2 separate regions of the Homo sapiens genome follow, and region 1 is linked to region 2. Evidence: chromatin loops called from intact Hi-C (ENCODE). Cell type or tissue: heart right ventricle. All regions are shown on one strand. Each heading gives the region's core, and the rest is flanking DNA. Links, peaks and the distances in the headings are about the cores only.

Region 1 (5,372 bases), core at 279-5,278, 1.8 Mb before region 2:
GCGCAGCCCTGAGGATTGGGCTCTGAGCGTTGCAGCCCTTCTGAGTCTGTGGGCCCCTCTCCCAGGAGGATCAGGTTGCCCAGGGCAGCTGGAAATGTCCTTAAGTGACTCCTTGCTGCTGCTGCCGCTGCGTCTTGCTGACATCATTTCCCCGCAACAAGCGCTGGTCTCCTGGGGCGGCTGCCCCCTCTCATCTGCACATCTAGCTCCCCTGCCAGGCCTGTGCTGTTTTCCGGGGCCTCACAGAGAAGCTCAGGCAGGTGGAGCCTCAGCAACAGGCGCCATCCTCCCCTTCAGCCTGTCGCGGCTCCTCCCTGGGGCATGCTTGAAAGCCCAGACATGTTCTTCACATCTGAGAAAGCAGTTAAACTGAAATTCCTGGCAGACTCAGGTTCAAATCCTTATTAGGCTGTTAAGTGAGAGGGGATTTCATTTCCTTGCAGCCGCCCTGGGTCCTGCCACTGAGCAGCTGTTGGTAGGCTCTGCTGTGAGGTCTCCTCTTCCGGCTTTCCCACTTCCCAAGGTAACCTGGTGTGGGGAGGAAGCCGGGGGCCTCTGGTGAATGGGAACCTGTGCAAAGAAGGAGCCGAGGGCAGGGAGAGGTGGGATAAGACCCAGCGTGGGGGCCTGAAAGTGAGGCCAGCAGAGAGTCATTGAGAGGCCCTCGGAGAATACGTTCTGGGGACGCAGTCAGGGAACACCTGTTTCCTGCTGTGTGACTCTCACAACCCAGCTGTGGACACACACGTATGTACATATATGCACACACAGGAACACATATGCACACACAGGAACACATGCACACATGGACACACATATACACACGATGAATACACATACAGACACACATTCATATATACACACATACCTATGTATACACATGTACACACATACACTCACATGCACATGCACATATAGACCTACAGATACATAAATGTACATCCTTATAGATGCGTACATATACAGTACACATGCATGTACTCACAAATACTTATGCCCACATCTACATATATGTATAATACATATATACACATATAGATATATACATATATACTCACATGTCTATGTATAAACACACACCTATATGCACATGCCTATACATATATGCACATACATGCCCACATACACCTATGTAAACATATACACACATCTATATTTAAATATGCTCATGCATGCATATATACACACATATATACACATTTATGCATGTGCATTCATGTACATATACACACATGCACTGACATCGACACATGCATGACACAATGATATAGATATACACACATATATACATGCATGAACACATCTATATGCATACATACACATATGTGGATATAGAAAAATAGCAGATATACACATACATGCACATATCTGTATGCACACATATATACATACAGATAAACACATGTACATTCATCTAGATTTCCACATTTACAAGTGCATATTGGTACACATATGCATACATATGTGTATGTATGAATCTTTTCTCCCTCTATATCACACACATACCTTTTGCTGAGGGCTTAGTATTTACTAGGTGCCAGACTCTGCTCTCTTAATATAAGGTCGCCCCAAAACAGACCCTGAGCTGAGGATTCGGGTGCAAGCGGCTAACATGGACGGTGATCCAGCAGCACCGTGAGGAAGTGGGGCTGAAACCTGGAAGGGAGCAAGGCCGGGGATTAGGGTGACCACAGACAAGGCCATCACTGAGGACCTTGGGGTTCAATTTCTCCAGTGGGGGTGTCTAAGCCACTATGTTGCGTCACGTGTCAGAATTGCCCTCTGGAGGACTGGAAAACTGGGTGTTGACTGCCACTTCCTGCTCCTGGCCATGAACTCCTGGTGCTTCTAGTTTGCCCAGCATAGGCCATGTGCTCCTGGGGCCAGCGAGGGTCCACAGGCAGAGGCTGGGGACCTGTGCTGCAGGTGATCGCAGGTGGGCCCTGGGCCACCACACGCTCCACACAGGTGCTGCCTCATGGGTCTTTCACAACAACCCCCGTTTGACAAGGAAGAATCTGGGGCTTGGGGAGGTCTATAGATTTGAGGGGTGTTATGGGCGAGGCTCATAGCAGAACCAGGTCAAGAATCAAGGTTGTGTGATTCTAGCAGGTAAGTCCTGACAATGACTGGCAAGTGTGAGCCATGCAGGGGCAGGACAGGCCTCATGAGTGGTGACAGGAGGTGGTTCAGGGTTGTTTTGCACAGCCAGGCATTCTTTGAAGGGCAGCTGCAGTGAAGGGCCTGGCTGCACAGCCAGCCTGCCTGGGTCCAGATCCCAGACTCACCATGTCCTGAGGGAGCTTGGGGGAACTGCCTGTTCCCTCTGGGCTTAGTTTCTCTTCAACACTAAGAAGACTCAGTTGAGTCATGTTCATGATGGAGTGCTTGCAACACCACCAGAGAGGAAGGGATTGTGAATGAGGCCGTCCTGGGGAAGCGCAGGTGTGTTGGGGTGGGCGGGTAACCAGGTATTGCGACAGGGGCACAAGGTGGCACTCAGCCTCCTTGTGTTTGTAGCAGACTTTTGAACACTAGACTTTCTGGTGGCACCTGTAGCACCCTTAAAAAGTGAATGCTGCTGCCCAAATTAAATCTGAGCAGACTGAACTGAACGTCCCAGCATAACCTCAACGTCTCTGGGGCCCCATCTGCCCTGCTCTTAGCATCCCACTAAGAGAAGCAGCAGACACTCAAAGCAATTGGAAAAATGACCTGAGTTCATCCAAACCCTTTAAGGAGAAACCTCTCTATGACTTTCCCTACGATTCTTTCACCCCGTATTTCTCCCCTCCCATGGTCTCACTCCAGAGCTTTTCCAGAGCCCTTTTCTTTCCCAGAGGCTCCTTGGAGCCAGCCCTCACGGCTCTGGCCTTGTTTTCTGCTCCACGTTTTAGCATGAGGCAGGCATGCTATACGGCAAACATGACATTTTCTTTAGTGGGTAGGGGAAGAGGAGGGCTGAACCTCTAGCGCCCGAATGCATTTGTCCCTGTCACACACAGTCATTGTCCAATTACCTTTTGGGAGGGAAAACCCAGTACTGATCACTCCGCCTACTCCAGTTTTTCCTGATCTGAATGATCTGCCTTAACAATGTGTTAACATTTTACCCAAGTTCACTCAGAATAAGAAAGTGCGTAGAGGTGCCCACTAGAGGGTGGGCGCACAGCAGTGGGCATCTCGGCTCTCTGCCCGTGGGGATCCTGCCAGGTTGTTCAGAGCAGCTCCTCAGTGTCACTCTCCTCCCCACCCTCCCTTTCCTTGGGGTCTAGCCGTTTCTAGCTCCAGTGTTGCCCCTCCCAAGCTGGATGTAACCTAGCTTCTGTCTTTTACCTGTTACCTCATTTGTGCAGTTAACATTTTATGCACGTCCCTTACAGTGTAGAAGGAAAACATAATTCTAATCTGACTCCATTCAGTGATGTTAAATACTGCATGTGAACATCCCCATCCAGAAGTTCATCCAATGTAGACTCATCAAAAAGCAGGAGTCCTAAATGTTTGCATTGTGCAAGCATCCTTAGCACATTGCTATATAGGTGTTTAAGAGTGTCTTAAGAGATATTTGGAAAATTGGTTGGGGATTGTTTTTGTTGGCCTGGGAATGTATTATTATTTTTTCCCAGTTCACATAAAGGGGTGAAGCCCTGATGTCTGGAAATTTGCTCTCCAAAGTGTTTCCAGGAATTGACAATATTTGGATAATGAGGGGTGTCTGTACTTTCCTTGACCTAAACTGCTGGTAGAGGGGGATATTTTTGTATGATTGGGCAAGGTCAAACACAGAATCAAATCAGGAAGAACAGGGTCTGACATGATGAATCCCTGCCTCGCCTTGCCATTGACAAGAGACAGAATAAATGCCCCCAAAGAACCCTGCACCATGAACGCTTGATGGCAATCCTGTCTCAGGGCTTTGCTGCTCGCTGTCAGGCAGCAGGTACACTACCCAGGGCCGTGGGGAAGGCGTCTTGCAGCCACACTGCAGCAGGAGGCTGGTCATATCTACGGGCTCCACCAAGCCAGGATGCAGAGCTCGGCCCGTCTCATGGCACAGGCTCGGGCTGCTCGGAGCTTATAATGAATTAGAGCCACAGCTGATTATTTTCAAGGCTGGCGCTCACGCTGGGTGCCTGAGAAGACGATGAATCTGCAGTGCCGAAGTGCTGCCTGGCCTCTCAGGAACCAGCTGCAGCTGGGATTCTCTGCAGCCTTCCCCGCAGCAAGCTGGGGTAGCCATGAGCCCTGCCTGTCCAACGTGGGGTCAGGCGGGCATGCCTGCTGTGTCTGGCAGCCTTGACACCCCCAGATTCTGCTGGAAGATGCTCGTGGCCTGAAAGCTCATTTTGTAGTCGCTCTACCCTGGGATGCAGCTTCTGCACTGGCAGGATTAACGCAAACAGAATCTGCTTGGCTCATTCCTCGCCGGGCCTCAACAGGCCTGCAACGCCACTGTCTGCCAGGGAGAGCCACTCGGTGATACTGTTAATTAAAACCATGACTCTGGGGGCAAGAAAAAATTTTAAAACGCTGAAGTCATCTTCCCTAATAGAAATCTTATTTTGAAGGTGCTCACGGAGGTCAGGCTGACCAGAAAAACCCACAAGCCATAAATAAGCTCAAATAGTTTTATTTAATTTACTTAACTCGGTGCCTGGAGTCCTCATGGGGAGAGGTGCCTGGCATCAACACAGGGTGGGGGTGGCCACCCTCATCTCTAGCCCCTGGGTCCCAGAGCTGAGAGGAGGGAGAGAACTGAACTTTCTTGGAAGAATGTGGAACTGCTGAGTAGATGCTTTGGAATTTGCTGACCCAGGCATCTGGGAGTACAGCCTGACCGGCCATCTCTGCGCCAAGCTATCTATAGTCCAATGGCTATTTTCAATTGGAAATTCATTTTAAAGTGGTGGCAGTGACGGGGGAGTGGCTGTATCTGTAATCCATTATTTCACACAGAGAATTCCCTTCTTTCATTTTTTTCTGGCCAAAGTTGCTGCTTTGAACGTGGGTGGGTCTTGGAGCCCAAGACTGAGCTGGCTGCTTGGAGAAAAATTGGAGGGATTTGAAAAGGCCCGAGGGAGGGTGTCCTCTGAGTTGGGGGTGGCAGAAAACATCTTAAATGTGCAGGCCCAAGCCTTCTGCAGTGAAGGGAATAGGACTCTGGCTTCGGCAGACCTAACTCAGTCTCTGGGTTCTTGGGCTAATTTGTGAAATTACCTCTCCCCTCAGGACTGGGAGAGAACGGCCTTAAATAAGTGCAATTTAATTCCCTTGATTGTGGTCCTCTTTAATGAAAAACCAAAATTTATTCTCTCTCCTGCTAGTTTCCCATTGAAAGTCACAAGAAATGAGGCTGGGGTGGAGGGCCT
Region 2 (5,372 bases), core at 100-5,099:
TAGAGAGATGGTGGATGGGTGCATGAATAGAGGGATTGTGGGTGGGTGGGTAGGTGGGTGGATCGATGGGTGTGGGGCAGATAGAGGGATAGTGGATGGGTTGGTGAGTGGTTGGATAGATGGATGGATGGGTGAATAGAGGGATAGTGGATGAGTGGGTGAGTGGATGGATGGATGGATGGGTGAATAGAGGGATGGTGGATGGGTGGGTGAGTGGATGGATGGATGGATGGGTGAATAGAGGGATGGTGGATGGGTGGGTGAGTGGATGGATGGATGGGTGAATAGAGGGATGGTGGATGTGGGGGTGGGTGGCTGGGTGGATGGATGGATGGATGGATGGGTGATGGTTGGAAAGAGAAAAGGTTGGTGACCATCTGCTGTTTGTAATTCCTTACGGAGCCAGTTTATGGAACTTGAGCACGTTTCACTGAATCACACCGCTAGGAGCTGGTCTTTTCCCTTAACCTCTTAGAGAAGCACGACTCAGGATTGTTAGTCACTTGGAGAGCATTTCACAGGTTCCCTTTTCGCTTTGGTCCCCAGAATCCCCCTCCCCTAATGGTACTGGTGAGAGGCGGGCTGTGGTCCCAGCAGGGAGCTGCCCACAAGCCTGTCCTCAGCTGTCACCTCAGAAGTTCATGGCCTCTGGGTCAGAACAGAGGTGTGGAAAAGCCACCTCTGCCAGCTCAGGGATTTTGGCACTGATGGACTCCCAGCAAGGGCCCTGAGGAGAAAGGCCATCAGACTCCTTCAATGCCTAATAAAATGCATTCATCCTGCCAAGACTTATTTGCCATTTAAAGCTCACACCTGCGCCTGCACGGTAAACTGTCAGGACTGCTTTTCCAGCAGAAAGCATGCTTGCATCTCCGCACCTGCACAGAGAAGGGAAAGGGTTTGTCTTTTCTTCCCATTTGAATATCTGACCTGTAGTTCAGCTGGACAAGCTAAACACTCAAGAAACGAAGTCCCTCCTGACCCGCGTCTGTGGGGCATCCCTCCCTTTGCAAACTGTCCCTGCTTGGTTTTCTAGACCGAATGCAACCCCAGTGCCCTCTGGGCTCCCCTGTTCTCCTCCCTTCTATCTTGGCACCAAACGTGATCTGCCCCTATCAACGGCAGGGCCACTGAGATGAAAACACAGGCAAACCTCTTCATGCCGCACCTTAACGCATGGCAAGGGGAGGAGAAACTTACTCCGACAGGCAGTGTCAACCAGGAGGCTTGGAAAGGGCCCTGCGCCCAGCACACAGCCCCCAGTGAAAGAGAACCGGTTCCAGGAACTCCGTTCCTGTAAACGGATTTCTTTTGATAAGTGCCCTGTCAATTAAAACCCAAACTGATTTTCTGTTCTTTCTCAACTGGTGTCTCCCTTCCAGAAAGTTCAGCAGTACACAGTCATCGTTCAGGCCACAGATATGGAAGGAAATCTCAACTATGGCCTCTCAAACACAGCCACAGCCATCATCACGGTGACAGATGTGAATGACAACCCGCCAGAATTTACCGCCAGCACGGTGAGTCCCTCGAAGCTGCCCAGTGACGCATGGCCCGTGCAGGGCAGGAATGCACTGGCGTGCGGCACAGCCTCCTCTCTCTCTGCGGCTCTGCCTGACGGGCACTTGGCAGATAGCGTGTAAGAAAGGCCCTGGGCAGCGGAGGCTGCTGTGTGGAGTGGCTCGATTCCTGATGTGCGCAGTAGGAGAGAGGCCGGGGCTCAGTCAGGGAGGGGACCGGCGGCGGAGGTCGGTTGCCACCTGGGAGGCATCTCTGTGATGTCTGGAGGAGTTGACTGGTACTGCCTGGGCTGATGTCACTGCCACTTTGGAAGGCCTGCGTGTGGGACCCGCTTGGGGAATGCCCAGATGGGGCCTTGGCATGGCGGGTCCATCCCTGTGTGTGGAACTTGGCTGACCCTCTGTGGCCTGCTGTCGGCAGAAAGGGGGTTGTGACTGGGCCCCATACCGGCTGCCTGGGGCCTGAGTGACCATTCACTGAATGTTGTTGAAAGTCCAGTGTGAGCCCCGAGCCCCTAGTTCACAGGGGACCAAACTCTCTCTGGTGGGAACACGGTGGAGACAGGGCTGTAAGGCATGCAGCCCCCACTTCCTCTGGATTCCAGCAGGGCAGCTGCACCACCAGGAGGGACCCTTCCCTTGAAATCTGCAGAGGCCACTGCGCCGACAGACATTTGATGACCCCACTTCCCTGCTGCCCAGCGATCTGGGGAGGTCCCGGCCTTGGCTGTCGCCCTGCTTACCAACCAGGACCCTTTGTGGTGATTCCCTGGGTCCATGGGGTGTGACACGGTGTCCCCAGGCTGTCATTTTGGGCCCCGTGTGGCAGTGCTGACATCATGGGCACGTGGCCCAGCCCCGGGAGCCCCTCTAGAAAGGTCGAAGGCACCAGGCTGGGACGTGCAGAGGGGAGAGTCAGCGAGGGCTCCCAGAGTGGCCGTGGCCCTGAGATGCCAGGATCTCAGGGTCTTCTCTGCTCCTACCACCATATCACCCCCTTCTCCCCCAGGCCTAGGCCCCCGCAGAGCTGTGTGTCAGTCATGATAGCAATGACAGTGGCACACCAGCTGCATCTGTGGAGGTGCCCCTCGGGCACCAGGGTGAGGCCAGGGTGCGGCCAGGGTACAGCCAGGGTGCAGAGCTAGCCTCTGATCCCAGCCAACCCCGACCAACCCAGTGACAGATGAGGACTCTGGGCTCCGGGAGGCTAAGAGGGAGAGGGGAAGGGATGGGGTCAGGAGGGAGACGCTCCTCCCGGTGGGTGGGCCGGCTTGCTGAGAAGGCAACTAAGGCCAGAGCCCCTCGCCACAGCGGCCGTCCCGCATCTGGGCCTCCTGCGTCCTGCATCCCAGGCCTGGGGCGCAGCTGCACCAGGCGGAGGTGGCTGTGAGCACACAACGCCATCTGGTGGGAAGATGGCAGATCACAGCGAAGGAAGCCAGCTCAGCCCCACTGCAGCAGGGCAGGGGGGCTCTAGGTGCTCCCCCAGGCTCCTGGCAGTGAGTCCAGGCAGCAAGCGGCCAGGGCAACCAGGAGCCCGAGGAGCATTTAACCGGGCGCAGCCCCAGGATGCAACAGCTCTCATACAATTGGCCAGGAAGGCGTTCAGATGGTTTGGAAAACACCTGCTTCTCTCTCTTGGCTTCAGTCTCTATTTGCTCTCTTCCGGCCAGTGAGCAATGGTCAGGAAAAGCTCAGGGCCAGGCTGCCGGGGAGTCTGGACATAGGGGAAGCAGCTGCTAACCCCAGGGCCCTGAAGAATAATAACGTCCAGGCCCAAGAGCGCAGCAGGGCTGCACCCACACAGCTGGCCGGACAGCCCCAGCTGTCCTTCCTCCCTGACTCCGAGAAAGAAAAGGAAGTGATGGCAGGGAGGGAGGGGAGAAGGTGACCCAAATTGTGTGGAGCAGGTGTCTCTGCCTTTCTCGGAGCCAGCATCCCTGTGAAGGAAGATGGAGAACCGGCAGGATGTCCCTGACCTGCACATGCTCTGAAAAACGGCCAGCCCAGGGAGTCACACTGAGCCCCCCACAGAATTCTGCATTTGACTCAAGGCAACTTAAAGCACATTGCAGGGGAGAATTCCTGCCTCTGTGTCCCCATGAACGAAAGGTGGGGATGGCCTGATTCTCTGAGACGTTGGGGGGCAGAAGATAAACAAGGGGCATTGTGGTCCTAAATCCCAAAATTCAGAGAATCCCATCATTCCATTGCAAGCCCTACCCCTCGTCTCTGGTCCCCATCCCGAGACTCTGGGAGGCAAGCCCTACCCCTCATCTCTGGTCCCCATCCCGAGACTCTGGGAGGCCAAGGCAGAGGCCCTTCTAGACCTAGTGGACCAGCCACAAGCACTGACCAGCATAAGCACTGACCAGCACTGATCAGCCACCAGCGCTGACCAGCCACCACCATTTACCAGCACTGACCAGAAATGACCAGCCACCAGCACTGACCAGCACTAACCAACACTGACCAGCCATGAGGACTGACTAGCCACCAGCACTGACCAGCCACCCCCACTGACCAGCACTAAGCAGCCCTTGGCACTGAGCTACCCTCGCCGCAACTGCTGACCGGCCACACCACCCTGGGGCTCCTCCTCCTGGGACTGGGGCAGAGGGTCCCCATGGCATTTATTAGAGAGAGGCGTCTCTGTGCTTTTCCAATGGCTAAGCACAGGCTACTGCAGCCTCGTGCGCCTCCCAGAGATGGGCCATTGTCCATCCTTGGTTCCAGGGGGCCTCAGGCAGGTCCCAGACCCCAGATCACGGGGCAGGGGAACGGCATCTCTTGAGGAGTACGCAGATATGTCTAGATGCTTCTCAGCCAGTGTCTGCGGCACCTCCCAGTCTAACACAGTCCGGGAGAGGATCTGCAGTCCACTGCTTTGGTCAGGCCGGCGGGGTGACATGCTAGTGGGTGGACAATGGACGGATGACCCTGGCAGGGAGGGTTCCCTCCACCCTGCGGTGGCTTTTCCAGGTGACTGGGTCGCATGGTCCTGGAGAAGGGGTGTCAGTAAATACTCGGGGTTAGGATGGCCCTTGGTGTGTCCTCCTAGAGATGGGTGACAGGCAGGAGCCCCGGGACACTGTCCATGCCTCACCGTGGGACGGAGCAGGCAGAGGGGCCAGCAGGATGGCGAAGGCCGGCCACACTGCCGCACATGCCGCCAGGCTATTTTTACCAAGCCTAATCAAGAACAATCAGCAGAAGCTACAGAGATGCAGGGGATTTGCATGATCCGATTCTGAGTCCTAAATGTTAATTAAAAGTTATTTTCCCTTCACTGGCTCTGAGCGCGGCTGCACTGCCCACGTGAGGCTGAGTGGGGACCCTCGGCCCTCAGCACTCCCTCCAGCAGGTGAGCATGGGGTCTGCTGCGCTAGAAGCTGGTGGCCACAGAGGACACAAGCTTCAGACCCTGCCCCAAAGCCTCCTATTAACACCGATGGGTCCTGCAGTGAAGTTCTCAGGGACAGGTCCAGACAGCACAGAGTGACCCTGGAGATCTGGCATCACAGGCCTTCCTCCAGGCCACCCCCACCCCATCCACACACATGCTCACGGAGGGGGGGTCCCCTGGAGTCAGGAAGCCCAGCCCTGGCCCCACCCTTGGTCCCTGCCTGCTGTGTAGCCAAGGCCGGAGAGCTGGACCTCTCTGAGCCGCAGGATTTTATCCCGGCTTTCCACCTAGAATTAATCCCACCTCAAGGTGTCGTCGGGAGCACTGCTGATCTATGTGAAAGTTTAAGACTTCAGCAATATAAATCTGCTCTAAAAATGCCATGGGTGGTGCCCAGACCCCCATCCCAGGGGCATGGAGCTGGGTGGCGAGCAGACAAGGTTCCA

The links. Hi-C counts contacts between places; a loop is a spot of excess contacts. Peaks named below come from ENCODE experiments on the same cell type or tissue, not always from the same donor. Only the 100,000 strongest peaks of a DNase experiment are listed, where the experiment ranks them.
Region 1: a loop joins it to region 2, with 6 times the contacts of the local background. A loop is called at or near these places in 32 of 110 quality-filtered maps.

The regions. Positions count from the first base shown.
Region 1 is chr20:60,058,464-60,063,835 of GRCh38, forward strand. It overlaps LINC02910 (long intergenic non-protein coding RNA 2910), which reads left to right. Exons shown (of 4, transcript NR_161293.1): 2 at 444-523. Among named protein-coding and RNA genes, the nearest start is that of LINC02910, 5.2 kb to the left of the region's middle. RefSeq lists enhancers at 1-286, 1-242. In heart right ventricle, for the core only: no CTCF peak of the experiment used is centred there; DNase peaks (open chromatin) are centred at 2,338, 4,048 and 4,468; H3K27ac peaks cover 2,758 bases.
Region 2 is chr20:61,893,528-61,898,899 of GRCh38, forward strand. CDH4 (cadherin 4) reads left to right here. Exons shown (of 16, transcript NM_001794.5): 8 at 1,383-1,520. Among named protein-coding and RNA genes, the nearest start is that of MIR1257, 57 kb to the right of the region's middle. In heart right ventricle, for the core only: CTCF peaks have their summits at 2,935 (motif pointing left) and 3,135; no DNase peak of the experiment used is centred there; H3K27me3 peaks cover 2,448 bases.